Regions from separate parts of the Homo sapiens genome. Here region 1 is linked to region 2. Evidence: chromatin loops called from intact Hi-C (ENCODE). Cell type or tissue: endothelial cell of umbilical vein. All regions are shown on one strand.

Evidence for each region. A loop is a pair of places that touch in the nucleus more often than their neighbours do. Peaks named below come from ENCODE experiments on the same cell type or tissue, not always from the same donor. Only the 100,000 strongest peaks of a DNase experiment are listed, where the experiment ranks them.
Region 1: it touches region 2 in a loop (8-fold over the local background); 1 of 110 quality-filtered maps calls a loop at or near these places.

Annotation. Positions count from the first base shown.
Region 1 is chr4:184,684,162-184,692,161 of GRCh38, reverse strand. PRIMPOL (primase and DNA directed polymerase) reads right to left here. Exons shown (of 14, transcript NM_152683.4): 10 at 6,664-6,753; 11 at 6,478-6,586; 12 at 581-663; 13 at 450-496. Among named protein-coding and RNA genes, the nearest start is that of PRIMPOL, 38 kb to the right of the region's middle. RefSeq lists an enhancer at 2,789-3,988. In endothelial cell of umbilical vein, no CTCF peak of the experiment used is centred here; a DNase peak (open chromatin) is centred at 3,541; H3K27ac peaks cover 2,491 bases.
Region 2 is chr4:184,571,612-184,579,611 of GRCh38, reverse strand. No RefSeq gene overlaps it. Among named protein-coding and RNA genes, the nearest start is that of LINC02427, 38 kb to the right of the region's middle. In endothelial cell of umbilical vein, no CTCF peak of the experiment used is centred here; DNase peaks (open chromatin) are centred at 4,531 and 5,691; H3K27ac peaks cover 2,240 bases.

The sequences.
Region 1 (8,000 bases), 110 kb before region 2:
ATGCACGTTAATTATTTGGGTAAATAAAAAATCTTTAAGAGAAAAATGTTGGTTTGACAACCTGGTAATACCTACCAAAATTAAAACTGAATATGCCCTTTGACACAATTCTACTTCTAGAAATTCATCCTACAGATACAGATGTTCAAAGAAATACAAAGATGGGTATTTTGTTACTTTGAAAAGCAAAATATGGGAAACTTCTTAAATGTCTGGGACTGATTAAACTGTACACCTCAAGCAGCAGTAAAAAAAAAAAAAAAAGGTTTGTATTATCAGATATGTGCTGAAATGGGAAAATCACTACAATATATTCCTATAATACAGTCATAAGTGAAAACAAGGTAGCAAATGGGTTTCAATGCTATTTGGACACTACTCATGGCTCAGGTATACTATTGTACCAAGAACTCCCTGGTAAGGAGAAAGACACTAAAATCTGTACTTACCTCTTTGAAAAGAAACAGGAGACATACTTCAGCAGGTAATGGGAAACCTGAATCAGAAAGATAGCAAAACTATTACATATTACAGTTATCTAATTTTTACTTTGTGGTAAATGTAAAAATTAGTAACTTACAGTCAGATTTGAAGTTTTCTGCTTTACATACAGGGTCATGACATTTTTGATACCAAACTTCATTTTTCAGATCAACCAGAATCCTTTATGTTTAAAAAAAAAAAAAAAGTATTAATACCAAGACTGGGTAGAAAACAAAATCCAGCTGCATGCTGTTCCAAGAAATATGCCTAAGACTTAAAGATGGAGAAAAATTAAAAAGTAAAAGGATAAGGATAGATACATACCAATCAAAACGGTGGTTGCCAAAAATCACACAAAATGAACTGCAGGGCAAAAAGTAGATACTGATGAAAGTTCCCCCAGGAAGATGTAACAATTCTCAACCTGTACTCACCAAATAATACAGCTGCAAAATATGTGAGCAAAAATGGACAGGACCACAATGATAAACAAATCTACCATAAATCAAGGTTTTTAAAAAACATACTCTCAGTAATTTATAGATCAAAGGATAACCACAAAAAAGGTCCAATAAGGATACAGAAAAAATGAATGACAAAAAGCAATTAAGAAGTTTGATCTAATAGGTAAATATGAAGCAGTTCTTTATAAAACCAATTCCATGCTAGCTATAAAGTGAATTTTATCAAATTTAAAATCATCACTTCATACAGAACACATCTGAGCATAAAGCAAATTTTAGAAATAAAACTAATAGAAATCCATAATTTGGAAATTAAGAACAACTTGAAACAACCAATGGTTCAAGGAAAAATAGTGGAAATTAGAAAACGCTTAGACCTGAGTGGACTGGAAGTGTACATATTAAAATATGTGAAATGCAGCTAAAGTCACCTTTAGAGGGTAATTTATAGTCTTAAAATCTTGTGTTATGAAAGAAGAATAGCTAAAGATACATGGATTAAGTGACTAACGTGGAAAACAACGAACTGAATAAAGAGACCAGCCTGGCCAACATAGTGAAACCCCGTCTATACTGAAAATACAAAAATTAGCTGGGCGTGGTGGGGGGCACCTGTAATCCCAGCTACTTGGGAGGCTGAGGCAGGAGAATCACTTGAACCTGGGAGGCGGAGGTTGCAGTGAGCCAAGCTGGTGCCACTGCTCTCCAGCCCGGGTGACAGTGTGAGACTCTGTCTCTAAATAAATAAATAAGTAAATAAATAAATAAAAGGCAGGCAGTCATAAAGAGACAAAAGTAAAAAGAATCAACGAGGCCTACATTTGAAGAAAATGAAATTAGGGTAAAATTGATTTAAAAATAAGGCAAAGACACAAATGTTATTAGAAATTAAATGCATCATATGTTTTTAAGAAAACAATATTGTGAACAACTTTTGCCAGTAACTTTGAAAGTTTTTGTAAAATAAAGTACTACATAAAAATAAACTAAGCAAACTTAAAAAGCAACAGAAAACCTAAACAATCCTATAATCACTAAAATTCTTAAAGATTTGATTAAATAGTTGAAAATGTTCCCACATTTTACAGAAAAGGAAATAAGATGGTTAACACTCCCCATGGCAGTAGGTGAGGTGTGGGATGGGGAGGTGGTAAGGGACCTGCACCCAGGAGCAAAAAAAGGCAGGTGACTTAGTCTAATCTTCCCTTAAACATTCTAGTAACAGGCCTCCCAATTAATGAGCTAATAATGCTGTGGCTCCCAAACTGTACAGGAAGGTGCCCCGGGCACTGCAGGATATTGAAATACTGCTAGAAAACACAGTGATACTTGACATTTCTTGAGCAATCTGAAAACTCCTTGCCTGCAGTTCACATGTGACTTCATTCCTTTCATTCATGCTCCATCTTTGTAGAGCTGGGCTTTGGGGTGTGGTTGTAATAGAAAGCACCATTAACATCAGGCCGGGCATGGTGGCTCGCGCCTGTAATCCCAGCACTTTGGGAGGCCGAGGTGGGTGGATCACAAGGTCAGGAGTTCGAGACCAGCCTGGCCAACATGGTGAAACCGCATCTCTAATAAAAATACAACAAAAATTAGCCAGGCGTGGCGGTGGGCACCTGTAATCCCAGCTACTCGGGGGGCTGAGGCAGGAGAATTGCTTGAAGCCAGGAGGCAGAGGTTGCAGTGAGCCGAGATTGCACCACTGCACTTCAGCCTGGGTGACAGAGCAAGACTCCATCTCAAAAAAAAAAAAAAAAAAAAAAAAGCACCATTAACATCAATGGAGAACAAGGTATGAGTTGGGGAGGGTGGGGTCTAATCTGATTCCAGGGTTTAAGAGTGCATACATAGGCCTGGTGAGGTGGTTCACACCTGTAATTCCAGCATTTTGGGAGGCTGAGGTGGGAGGATAGCTTGAAGGCTGGAGTTCAAGGCCAACCTGGGCAAGAGAGGGAGATCCCACCTACAAAAAATTTAAAAATTAACCAGCCATGGTGGCACACCTGTAGTCTAAACTACGTGAGAGGCTGAAGCAGGAAGATCGCTCAAGCCCAGGAGATCAAGGCTGCAGTGAGCTCCTGCACTCTGTCCTCAAGCCTGGGCCATCACACTGCACTCAAGCCTGGGCGACAGGGCGAGACCCTGTCTCAAAAAAATGAAAAAATGGAGAGTATACATCCCATTAATAAGTAATTGTATTTAAGAATGAAAAGTGGCTTTTTTTTTTAGTTTATGGATACTATTATTCAAACTGCTACTAAACTGTTCGGACATAAACACTTACCAAGTTGTTTGAAATTCATTACCAGAGCTCGGGTATTTCTGTCAGCCTCAGAGAAAATGTGAAGAAACAAAGACACCAGGGGAACCATGAACCAAGAAAATCGGGGAACGTCTGGACCAAACGCTAGGAGTTCAGTCCTTACCTACAGAATGCTCTTCGTAGGACGTTTCTGACTTTAGAACTGCATTTGGTAAAAAGTCTAGAATCAATGCATTATGAGGCATGCTTTCCGGAAATGTCACCCAGCTGTGCAACTTGAGTGTAAAATGCAGGTGATTCACAACCTCGGTGCTTCCTGCTGTGTGCATGGATTGCTCACGCCTGCCTCGGGTTTCCTCCTGAGTCAGAAAGAGCAGGAAGGGCCAGGGGAGCCGGGCCAGATGCCCCGGGCCTCACTCTGCCCCATTTGTGCCTTTTCATTCCTTGTATTCCTACATTATTAGTAAAGCTTGACACTGGGCAAGATTTCTGATCTGTGTGGATGTAATTTGATTATCCATCCTCAACTTCATTAGTAATCAGGGAAATTCCCAAGAAAACTACAATATTGTTTTACATCTGCCAGATGAGCAAAACCAATTTTTTAATCCTAACAATACTAAAGTGTTGGTGAGAATATGGAACAGTAGAAAAATCTCAAAACACTGCTGGCAGGACTATAAACTGGCACACCCATTTGGGAAAACAATTTATGATCTAGTAAAATTAATTATGTGCATATTCCACGACACAGCAAGTCCACTTTGAGAAACTCTAGCACATGTATACTAGGTGATATGTACAACACGGTTCCCACCTTCACGGTTTATAATAGCAACCCAAATGTCCACTGTGGGAAAACAGATAAACTGTGGCCTATTTATATTTATACACATGGCATGCTGCACAATAGTGACACAAATAAGCAACAGCTACATACTGCAACGTGGGTGAAAATCACAGATATGCTACCGCAAGGCAAGGGAGAGGATGCGATTCGAAAACAAGCAAAAGAAAACACTATATTGTTTATGGCCGGGCACGGTGGCTCATGCCTGTAATCCCAGCACTTTGGGAAGCCAAGGCAGGCAGATCACCTGAGGTCGGGAGTTCGAGACCAGCCAGACCAACATGCAGAAACCCCGTCTCTACTAAAAATACAAAAAATTAGCTGGGCATGGTGGCGCATGCCTGTAATCCCAGCTACTCGGGAGGCTGAGGCCGGAGAATTGCTTGAACCCGGGAGACAGAGGTTGCAGTGAGCCGAGATCGTGCGATTGCACCCCAGCCTGGGCGACAAGAGCAAAACTCTGTCTCAAAAAACAAAAGAAAAGAAAAAGAAAACAGTATATTGTTTAGAGATATGAACGTATATGGGAGAAATCATAAAAGCGAGGAAAAGATGAACACAAAATCGGGATACTGGCTACCATCTCTGAGGGCCAGGGAGAGAAGGAAATTGGGGTTGGGCCCACAGGTGCTTCTGAGGTTTGATCAGCTTCTGGTTGTTAAGGTGGGCGGCAGATACAACAGGTGGTCACTTTAGTCTTTAAAATGTGCGTATACAAGTGTGTTATCGGCTGGGTGCGGTGGCTCACACCTGTAATCCCAGCACTTTGGGAGGCCAAGGCGGGCAGATCACTTGAGGTCAGGAGTTTGAGACCAGCCCAGCCAACATAGTGAAACTCCGTCTCTACTAAAATTACAAAAATTAACCGGGCATGGTAGTACACACTTGTAATCCCAGCTACTTGAGAGGCTAAGGCAGGAGAATCACTTGAATCAAGGAAGCGGAGGTTGCAGTGAGCTGAGATCATGCCACTGCACTCCAGCCTGGGCAACGGAGTGAGATTCCATCTCAGAAAATAAAAAAAAGTGTGTTATCTATACTTTTGTATGTATGATATATTCCACGGTTAAAAAACAGAATAGATTATGGAGACATAATACAAGGTGTTATGATCACCATGTAATAATGATTTTTTGGTAAGTTAATACGCATAGAAAAAAGAACAGAAGAAACGTCAACTGATAGCTGCAGTTATGCCCTGGCTGTGGCACTGTATCTCCTTCGTGTTTTCTACGTTATAGCTTTGTGTATTGAGCATATAGTTTTTGCAAGCTTTTTTTAAACTGAATTAATCTAAGTATATCAAGTATGGCACTGAACCATGCTACCCAATGTGTTTCCAGCTTCCCAGCAAGAGCTTCCCGATCATTCCCCATGTCCAGCACACAGGCCGCATATGCTTGAGGATACGGGAGTTGCTTTGACATGAAATAAAAAACAGCAAAATTTCTCACCTCATAACTGATAACTACTGGGTATCTATTTATCTCTATTCTAATCACATCCTTTTATATTTTAAAGTTCTATTTCTGGCTTTACTTCATCCTTTACTTTCCCTCCTCTTCCCATGGGCGTTTTAAAGAAAATCTCTAAAACAGGGCCTGGCATATATAGCAAGCATTCAATAAATACTAGTTCCCTCAGTACCATGCTGTGTCTTGAACGAGTTAACACAATCCTAGCTCCAGCTCTTAACACTAACTGAGGAGATCCCTTCTTGCCCAAACCTGCGCACTTTCGACGTAGAGTCCATAAGGTGGCAAGGGCCAATGGCAACAGGAAGGACAGGCATGCTTCCCATCCTCACTGCTCCCTGCCCACAGCCTTCTCCCAGCCCTGCTCAACCCCACCTTTGTCCTCTCCACATATACTAAGGGGTTATCTTAGCAAAGAAAGTACACATAAAGCTGACATGCTAGAAGCAACGCAATAATCACAACATTTAAATTAAATATTATGTAATGCTAACCATATACAACAAATAGAAATTTAATACAACAGCTGAGTGCAGTGGCTCACACCTGTAATCCCAGGACTTTGGGAGGCTGAGGTGGGTGGATCACAAGGTCAGGAGTTCGAGACCAGCCTGGCCAACATGGTGAAACCTTGTCTCTACTAAAAATACAAAAATTAGCTGGGTGTAGTGGCAGGCGCCTGTAATCCCAGCTACTTAGGAGGCTGAGGCAGGAGAATTGCTAGAACCCAGGAGGCGGAGGTTGCACTGAGCCGCGATCGCGCCACTGTACTCCAGCCTGGGCGACAGAGCAAGATTTCGTCTTGGAAAAAAAAAAGAAATTTAATACAACTAAATTTATTTTTAAAACAAAATAGTTTTCATATTCGCAACTTTAAAAGTTATAAATATTTAAAATATAATATTGGTTAAATACACACAAATCATTAATATTACTTACATTATATTATTACTCTTATGGGCTCTTCCAATGTTTTCACACCACCGATATTTACAAATATCATAAACCAGTAATTCTTCTGGGAAAAAGTAGTTCCAACGCCGAATTCCTAAAATGCAAATAATGTTTCTAAAGCTACTATCACTCTATCATATAACAGTTAACAAAGGATGAGATTAACTTTACCTCCTTTAATGCCATCTTTATTCACCAAAGAAAGAACAAAATGATCAACTTCAGGATAGGGAGAACACTGAAAACCTTCAATGGTTTCTACTGCAACAGAGAGAATGGTTTATAAATTACAATAGCTGAAAGTTGAGAAGTTAAATTTTGATTAAATGTTGTTGAGCACAATTACGGGTTTTGCAATCTCTCAGCCTTCCCTCACTCTTTGCAATTTCAGTCAATTCATGTTTGTGACACTACAAGGAAGCAGGTAAGATTCAAACCTCTCAATTAGGTCAAATGTTAACTAATTTCATAAAAAGCGTTTGAAATAATTTCAACTGCTGTCTTCATTTTGGCAAAGAGAAAGGCAGTCCCTCACGTCCATAACAGGCCTAGCTCCATCAGCCAGGTCTTGGTGTTGCCATGCACTAGCCTGGCACGCCTACCTCAGCCGGGCATTCTCCTGTGAACACAGGCAATCTCACAGAACTTCAACAACAGATAAGGCCCCTGTGGTCATGAGGACTCAAGGCACAAAGATAACCACTCTGTAATCATGTCCCAACACAGGCAAAACAGGAACATCTTCCAAACCACAAACATGACCAACACCCCCGATCCCAGCTAACAGAAGCAACTGCTGGTTTTTTTGTTTGTTTTTTTTAACAAAGTACAGTGTTAATTTCTATTCTGATTTCCTTTCAGTTAAGCTTTACTAAGAAAACCAGTCCTAGAATTGTCCCTAACAACACCCAACTCAGAACAAACCCCAAACTTCCTGGTATACTCCCCCAAGCCACCCATTCCAAGCCCAAATCCAATCCTCCCGGTCCTTTCCAACCTCCTCTTCCCAAGATGCCCCACTTTACTGAAGTTTCCCATGGTGTGTGCTCACCATTGCTTTCCTGGCAATACACTCAGCTGACCTGCTACAGGTGTGTGCCCTGAGACCTTTAGCTGGAAGGTACTGACAATACAATTATATTTTCTATCTAAAAAGCTACTGTAGTAATTTAGAATGACCTATTTTAAATATCATTTAATTTTTTTTTTTTCTTGAGACAGAGTCTTGCTCTGTTGCCCAGGCTGGAGTGCAGTGGCGCGATCTCGGCTCACTGCAAGCTCGGCCTTCTGGGTTCAAGCGATTCTCCTGCCTCAGCCTCCTGAGTAGCTGGGATTACAGGCGTGCAACACCACGCCTTGCTAATTTTTGTATTTTTAGTAGAGACGGGGTTTCACTGCATTGGTCAGGCTGGTCTTGAACTCCTGACCTCATGATCCGCCTGCCTTGGCCTCCCAAAGTGCTGGGATTACAGGCGTGAGCCACCGTACCCAGCCAGTATCATTTAATT
Region 2 (8,000 bases):
TTTTCTGTTGGGTTGCTACTTTAAAAATGAATTCATGGGAGCTCCTTATGCTTTGTTGATATGATATTAATCTTGTGTAGGTTTTAGGTACTGCAAATATCTTCTTCCAGTTTATAGTTTATCTTTTCACTCTTTTTATTTTTTTAACTTTTAATTTTTTTTTTTTGAGACGGAGTCTCGCTCTGTCACCCAGGCTGGAGTGCAGTGGCTCACTGCAACCTCCGTCTCCCTGGTTTAGATGATTCTTGTGCCTCAACCTCCCAAGTAGCTGGGATTACAGGTGTCTTCCACCAATGTCTTGCTAATTTCTTGTATTTTTAGTAGAGACGGGGTTTCACTATGTTGGCCAGGCTGGTCTCAAACTCCTGACCTCAGGTGATCCGCCTGCCTCAGCATCCCGAAGTTTTGGGATTACAGGCGTGAGCCACCGCGCCCGGCTTATCTTTTCACTTTTTGATGTAAGAAGGTCTTAATTTTGTGATAGTCAAAATTTCTAATCTTTTTTGATGGTTAAATGCCTTTTTGTGTCTCATTCACTTACATTTTGTAATAAAAGTTTTAAAGTTTTGTTTCTGACATGTAAGTCTTGGTCCATCTGGAATTTAATGTTTGTATATAGAGTGAAGTAGGAATATAATTTCATTTTGTTTCCTATATCAATAACCATTATTTTTCTATTCTATTTATTGAAAAGTCCTTCCTTTCCTTGCTGATCTGCCATGTGATCTACATCACATATCAAAGATTAAATTTATGGAGATTTGTTTGGGAGCTCTCTATCTGTTTCATTGGTCAGTTTATCAGTTAAGACCACACTGTCTTAATTGCCACAGCTTTATAAAAGTTCTGATATTTGGCAGGATAAATCTTTCCTCTTCTTCAATAATGTCTTTGATATTCTTGGCCCTTTCCCTTTTCCATATATATATATATATATATATATATATATATAAAATTATATAATAGAGAGAGAGACAGGGTCTCACTCTGTTGCCCAGGCTGGAGTACAGTGGTGCAATCGTAGCTCACTGCAGACTTGAACTCCTGGGCTCAAGAGCTCCTCCTACCTCAGCCTCCCAGGTAACTAGGACTCTAGGCATGCACCACCACATACAGCTATTTTTTTAAAACATGACTATTTCTTTTTGTAAAGATAGGGATCTTGCTATGCTACCCAGGCTGGTCTCAAACTTTTGGCCTCAACCAATCCTCCTCCCTCAGATTCCCAAAGTGCTGGGATTACAAGTGTGAGCTACCACACCTGGCTCTATTTTCCATATTTTAAGACCATATTTTAAAAGCTGCTCAACCCTGCTTTTTTCTCTTGGTGCTACTTGTAACTCCCTTACTTAGCCTTGGAAATACTGTTAGTGAAGAAAATCTAAAGAATAGAAAAATAAAATATTTTTTTTCTTCCAATTGCAAAAGAACAGATGCCCTCCTGAATCATAAAGCTAGTTGTGATAAATTGGTGAACTGAGAGCCTACACAGTAGTATTAATTCTGTTCTAATTTCTGCCTAACTGTGGAGTCTCATCACATAGTCTTAAAAGATTATTGCTATGAAATATTCTTATACATGTAACCCATAACCCCTGCAGTTGCCATTGGTTGTCTTACCTAATAATCAATTGCTCCGCTTCATAATATTTAAATTGGCATCTCCATTTTCCAAAAGGCATAAATACTAGTATAGTTTTTTAGTTAAGCCAGAAGAAAGTCCACTTCATTTTTTATTTTATTTTATTTATATATTTTTTTGAGACAGAGTCTCACTCTGTCGCCCAGGCTAGAGTGCAGTGGCGTGATCTCGGCTCACTGCAACCTCTGCCTCCCAAGTTTAAGCAATTCTCCTGTCTTAGTCTCCCGAGTAGCTGGGACTACATGCACCCGCTACCACGCCTGGCTAATTTTTTTTGTATTTTTAGTAGGGACAGGGTTTCACAGTGTTAGCCAGGATGGTCTTGATCTCCTGACCTCATGATCCACCCACCTCAGCCTCCCAAAGTGCTGGGATTACAGGCGTGAGCCACCTCGTCTGGCCAGAAAGTCCACTTTATTTACTAACGTAACTTATACGTAAAGGCTTAATAAATCTCCCTGCTTCTTTTCTTTCGCATCTTAACAACCACTGAAAATAATATTTCTATAGCAGTTGAGGGTAAATGGACAATGGCTTTTGTGGCCAGAGGTGAATGGCCCAGGGGCTCCAGCACTCCAGGTCCCACTGAGCCTGCCCCACGGCTGAGGGCATCGGTATTTCCACACACCTATAATGCTCGGTGCCCCAGAACAGAGATCGGATGCTCTCCTTTATTCAAATGGCGAGTTGAGGGTATTGTAACTGTAATTTAATTAATAAATATGTACACACTGTTAAAATCTGGTTGGATTTGTGTCCCTTCGCAAAACAAATTGCTGAAATGAAACCACAGAGTTAACATAATTGAGTACGTCTGCTTCTATGAGAGGCTGTTCTAAAATCTAATTAGAATCTAATTTGAAATGTCAATAAAAAGTTTAAATATTCAACTCAATTATTTTTAGATTATTTTAGTTATTTTTATTACTTTATTGTTATAAAATGCTTGTTTTTAAAAAATGAATCAATATAAAAAAGAAGAAGATGACCAATAAGCATTCCCACCTCCATGATCTAGAAATAGCTGTCATCAATCCAGGAAAACACCATGCCATTCTCTCTCCTCTTGGCACATGCACAGACAGATAGAAGGATGGGAAAATAGACAGGTGGGCCGGGCATGGTGGCTCAGGCCTGTAATACCGGCACTTTGGGAGGCCGAGGCGGGTGGATCACCTGAGGTCAGGAGTTTGAGACCAGCCTAGCCAACATGGTGAAACCCCATCTCTACTTAAAATAAACACACACACACACACACACACACACACACACACACACACACACACACAATATTAGCCAGGCGTGGTGGTGGGCGCCTGTAATCCCAGCTACTCAGGAGGCTGAGGCAGGAGAATCGCTTGAACCCGGGAGGTGGAGGTTGCAGTGAGCCAAGATCGCGCCATTGCACTCCAGCCTGGACAACAGAGTGAGACTCCATCTCAAAAAAAAAAAAAAGAAAAGAAAAATAGACGAGGAAAGATGGATAGACAAAAATAATTCTGCATAAATGAGACTGCTACAGTGCTCATTTGTATAAAAAGCATTAATTTGCATTTGTTTGCATTTTGAAGCTCTGTTGTTGGATGCATACATTCAGGATCTCTGTCTTTTTGATGATTTTTAAATCATTATGTAATGTGTCTCTTTACATAAAGATTTTTAAATTATAATGTAATGTTTCTTATTACATTATGTAATGTCCTTATTAACTTTTTTTGGAAATCTATTTTATCTGTTATCAATACAACCACTTTTGGGTTTTTTTTTTTTTTTTTTTTTTTTTGAGACGGAGTTTCACTCTTGTTGCCCAGGCTGGAGTGCAGTGGTGCAATCTCGGCTCACTGCAACCTCTGCCTCCTGGGTTCAAGTGATTCTCCTGCCTCAGCCTCCTGAGTAGCTGGGATTAGAGGCATGTGCCACCACGCCCGGCTAATTTTTGTATTTTTAGTAGAGACGGGGTTTCTCCATGTTGGTCAGGCTGGTCTCGAACTCCCAACCTCAGGTGATCCTCCTGCCTTGGCCTCCCAAAGTGCTGGGATTACAGGCATGAGCCACCACGCCTGGCCAACTCTTGCTTATTACTGATGTTAGCATAACATATCTTTTTTCTTTTCTTTTCTTCTCTTTTCTTTTCTTTCTTTTCTTTTCTTTTCTTTTTTTTTTTAGTGTCAACTTATTTATGCTGTATTTGAAGTGAGGTTCTTGTAGATGGCATGTAGTTGGGTTATGTTTTATTTTCTTTAAACTGCCATCTCTATTCTTTACATCAAAGGTAAATTGATAGACCATGTACTTTTAAAGTAATTCTTGATGTGTTAGAGCTTAATTCTGCCATTTTATTATTTGTTTTCTGTTTGTTTCCTGTTTCCCTGTTCTAGTCTTCCCATGGGATACTTGATCACTTTTAAAATTCCATCTTGTTTAATTTATACTGTATTTGAGTATATCACTTTACATAGCTCTCTCGGTGGTTGCTGTAGGTATTACAGTATATATCTATAACTTAGCCTATTGCTATCAACATTTAACTCCTTGCAGTGGAGCATTGAAAACTTACTTTCATTTAGGTCTTTATCCTCTCTACTTTTTAGGTATAATTCTTTCAAATATTTATTTTTTTATATTGAGCATTCCAACATATGCTATTACAATTTTTGCTTTAATCATCAAATATGATTTCAGAAATTCATAAGAAGAAGGCAAGTCTATTATATTTATCTTTAGTTTTACTCATTCCATGGTTCTTACTTTCCTCTCAAGTTCTTGGCCTTCTTCTGTTATCATTTCCTTTCTATCTGGAAAAATTACTTCAGCTATTCTTTAGTGGTAGGCGTGCTAGTGACAAATTCTCTTTGTTTTCTTTGGTCTGAGGGCGTTTTCATTTATTTCCCCTTCCTTTCTGAAGAATATTTTCTTTGAATATAGAATGTGCAGTTGACGTTTTCTTTCAGACTTGCAAATTGTCACGTCACCTCCTCTGGCCTCTGTGATTTTGGATGATTTCTGTTGTTATTTGGGTTGGTGTTCCCCTGCAGGAAACGTTTCATTTCTTACTGATTGTTTTTAAGATTGCTTTCTTTGTTAAAAAGTCAGGAAACAACAGGTGCTGGAGAGGATGTGGAGAAATAGGAACACTTTTACACTGTTGGTGGGACTGTAAACTAGTTCAACCATTGTGGAAGTCAGTGTGGCGATTCCTCGGGGATCTAGAACTAGAAATACCATTTGACCCAGCCATCCCATTACTGGGTATATGCCCAAAGAATTATAAATCATGCTGCTATAAAGACATATGCACACGTGTGTTTATTGCGGCACTATTCACAATAGCAAAGACTTGGAACCAACCCAAATGTCCAACAATGATAGACTGGATTAAGAAAATGTGGCACATATACACCATGGAGTACTATGCAGCCATAAAAAATGATGAGTTCATGTCCTTTGTAGGGACATGGATGAAGCTGGAAACCATCATTGTCAGCAAACTATCGCAAGGACAAAAAACCAAACACCGCGTGTTCTCACTCATAGGTGGGAATTGAACAATGAGAACACATGGACACAGGAAGGGGAACATCACACACTGGGGCCTGTTGTGGGGTGGGGGGAGGGGGGAGGGATAGCATTAGGAGATATACCTAATGTTAAATGACGAGTTAATGGGTGCAGCACACCAACATGGCACATGTATACATATGTAACAAACCTGCATGTTGTGCACATGTACCCTAAAACTTAAAGTATAATAAAAAAAAAGAAAAAAAAACAAAATAAAAAAAAAGATTGCTTTCTTTGCCTTTTGCTTTTGGAAGTTTGATTATGATGTGTCTTGGTAGGGACTGCTTTGGATTTATTTAACTTGGAGTTCACTCAGATTTTCTTGAATCTGAAGACTTATGTCTTTCACCAAATTTGGGATGTTTTCAGCTGTTATTTCTCTAAATTCTTTTTTCAGCTTCTTATGATGTCTTTTCTCCTTGTATGACTCCAGTGAAATGAACGCTAGAACTTTTGTTATTTCAAGGCTTCCTGAGACTCTATTTTTTTCAGCCCATGTGTCTCTGTTCAGATTGAGTCATTTCTATTTACCGTTCTTATCTTCATCATCTCCTTCTTCCATTGAGCTAATTCAACAAGATTTTTTTTTTTTACTTGGGTGGTTGTATTTTACTTGAATTTAACAGAAAAAAATGACTAAAGTAAAAGTGAAGTCAATGCTAATCTTTTTTTTTTCTTTTTTTTTTTTGAGACAGAGTCTTGCTGTGTCACCCAGATCAGAATGTAGTGGCGCAATCCCAGCTCCCTGCAATTTCTGCCTCTGGGTTCAAGCAATTCTCGTGCCTCAGCCTCCCAAGTAGCTGAGATTAGAGGCGTGTGCCACCACGCCCCACTAATTTTTGTGTTTCTGGTAGAGACAGGGTTTTGCCATGCTGCCCAGGCTGGTCTGGAACTTTTGGGCTCAAGCAATCCAACTGCCTTGGCCTCCCAAAGTGCTGGGATGACAGGTGTGAGCCACCACGCCCAGACTAAATATAATTTTCCTATAAAATTTTTGAAAGGGTTTTTATAGTATAGACCTAACATTTTAATTAATTTTTATTCTTATATTTTTCATTTTGATAGGATAACATTTTTTTGAGATCTGAAATGTCCTTGGAGGTCCTTATGGCTTTGTGGCCCTAGACACTGCCTGTTGTGTACTGCCCAGTGGCTCCAGACCTCTTTTCTTTGGTGGGAGCGGATCTGGCACCTGGATGGGCCTTGCCAACATTTTCTTTCCCTTTTTGTTGACCATCGTCTCCTTCTGAAGTTTACAGCCTGACCTGTTTCTGTGTCTGGTTACTCCAGGTGACTTGTGCTTTTTCTGTTGTCTTTAGGTGTTAAGAGAGGTAGAACTTGTTATTAGGCTTCATTTTGTCATCTTTAACCCAAAGTCTTACAATTTTTATAAAAGTAAAAGCCATCATTGTTGGTCCTTTGTCAGTGACAGCTATCTAAACAAAGACATTAGCAGCTTTTTAGATATTTAAGGAAGTGTCTGTCATTCTTTGGTTGTCATTTCTTCAGGAAACATGTTTTCCTAAACTACTCCAAATTAAATTAAATTAATCCTACAGTTGGTCTAATTTAATTTCAGTTACTTTTTTTTTTCTTTTCTGAGACAGGGTCTCATTCTGTCACCCAGGCTGAAGTGTAGGGGTGCAATCATAGCTTACTGCAGCCTCAAACTTCTAGGCTCAAGAGATGCTGCCACCTCAGCCTCCCAAGTAGCTGGGACTACAGGTGTGCGCCACCATGCCTGACTAATTGAAAATTTTTTTTGGAGAAGTGGGGCCTCACTATGTTGCCCAAGCTGGTCTCAAATACTTGAGCTCAAGTGATCCTCTTACCTTGGCCTCCCAAAGTGCTAGAATTATGAGCCACCACGCCTGGCCCAATTAGTTGCTTTTTAAATAGCTCAAAAGGTTTTTCATCCTTTTAACCAAAGTTGCGCAAACCTAAAGCATTATTCCTTTTGGTCATTGAGTAGATGAAGGGATGAATATAGTTCAGTTTGCTTATTACTAAAATATGTTAGTAATAACACCTTTTATTCAGATCACTGCATGTTGGCTCCTTCTCATTTTCCATTTTCATGATAAACACACCCAAAGCTCAGCTCACTGTATTTACTTTCTTTTCATGATACTGGTTCCTAAGTTTTTTTTCTGTTTGCTTCATCGTATTTTGAACAATTTTCTATTAAATTAGGATACTTTAAAAGTTTGTCTTTCCAATTGTCTTATTTAGACAAACTCTATAAAGTTATTTGTTCTGCCTGATATTTTTGATGTTTGATGATGTTAATAATGTATTATTTTCAAAGCAATTTGTGGTTTCTACACTGATATTGGAAAAAGAATAAAGTGATGAAGTTAACAGGTGTTTTTAAAAATGTGAATAACAGGAAAATTTGTTTTGTTTTGTTTTGTCTTTGAAGTCTGTCACAGGCTAGATTTGAAGGTTTATGAAGGATGGGGCAAAATTATCTGGGGAAAGTTGCATCCTATGACCTCAGGCTGACTTCAAGTAAGAGAGAATGGATTTGATAAAGGCATTGTCATTCTTGGAGTATTTGCATCTTGGCAGAGGAACCTGGAGAGGGAGCATAGAAGAATTGTTTAAGATGCTGGATCCCTGTAACCTCCATTTACATTTTGTTGGGCCATTGTCATTTGGGGGAACATATGAAAAAGAAAAGATCATTATGATGCTACAATAATGCACATCACATAGAATTGCAATGATTTGTTGGTTGTTCATTCCAGGCCAAGAACTGTGAGTTTCTCCAGCCAAAGGTCTTGTATTTATTGAT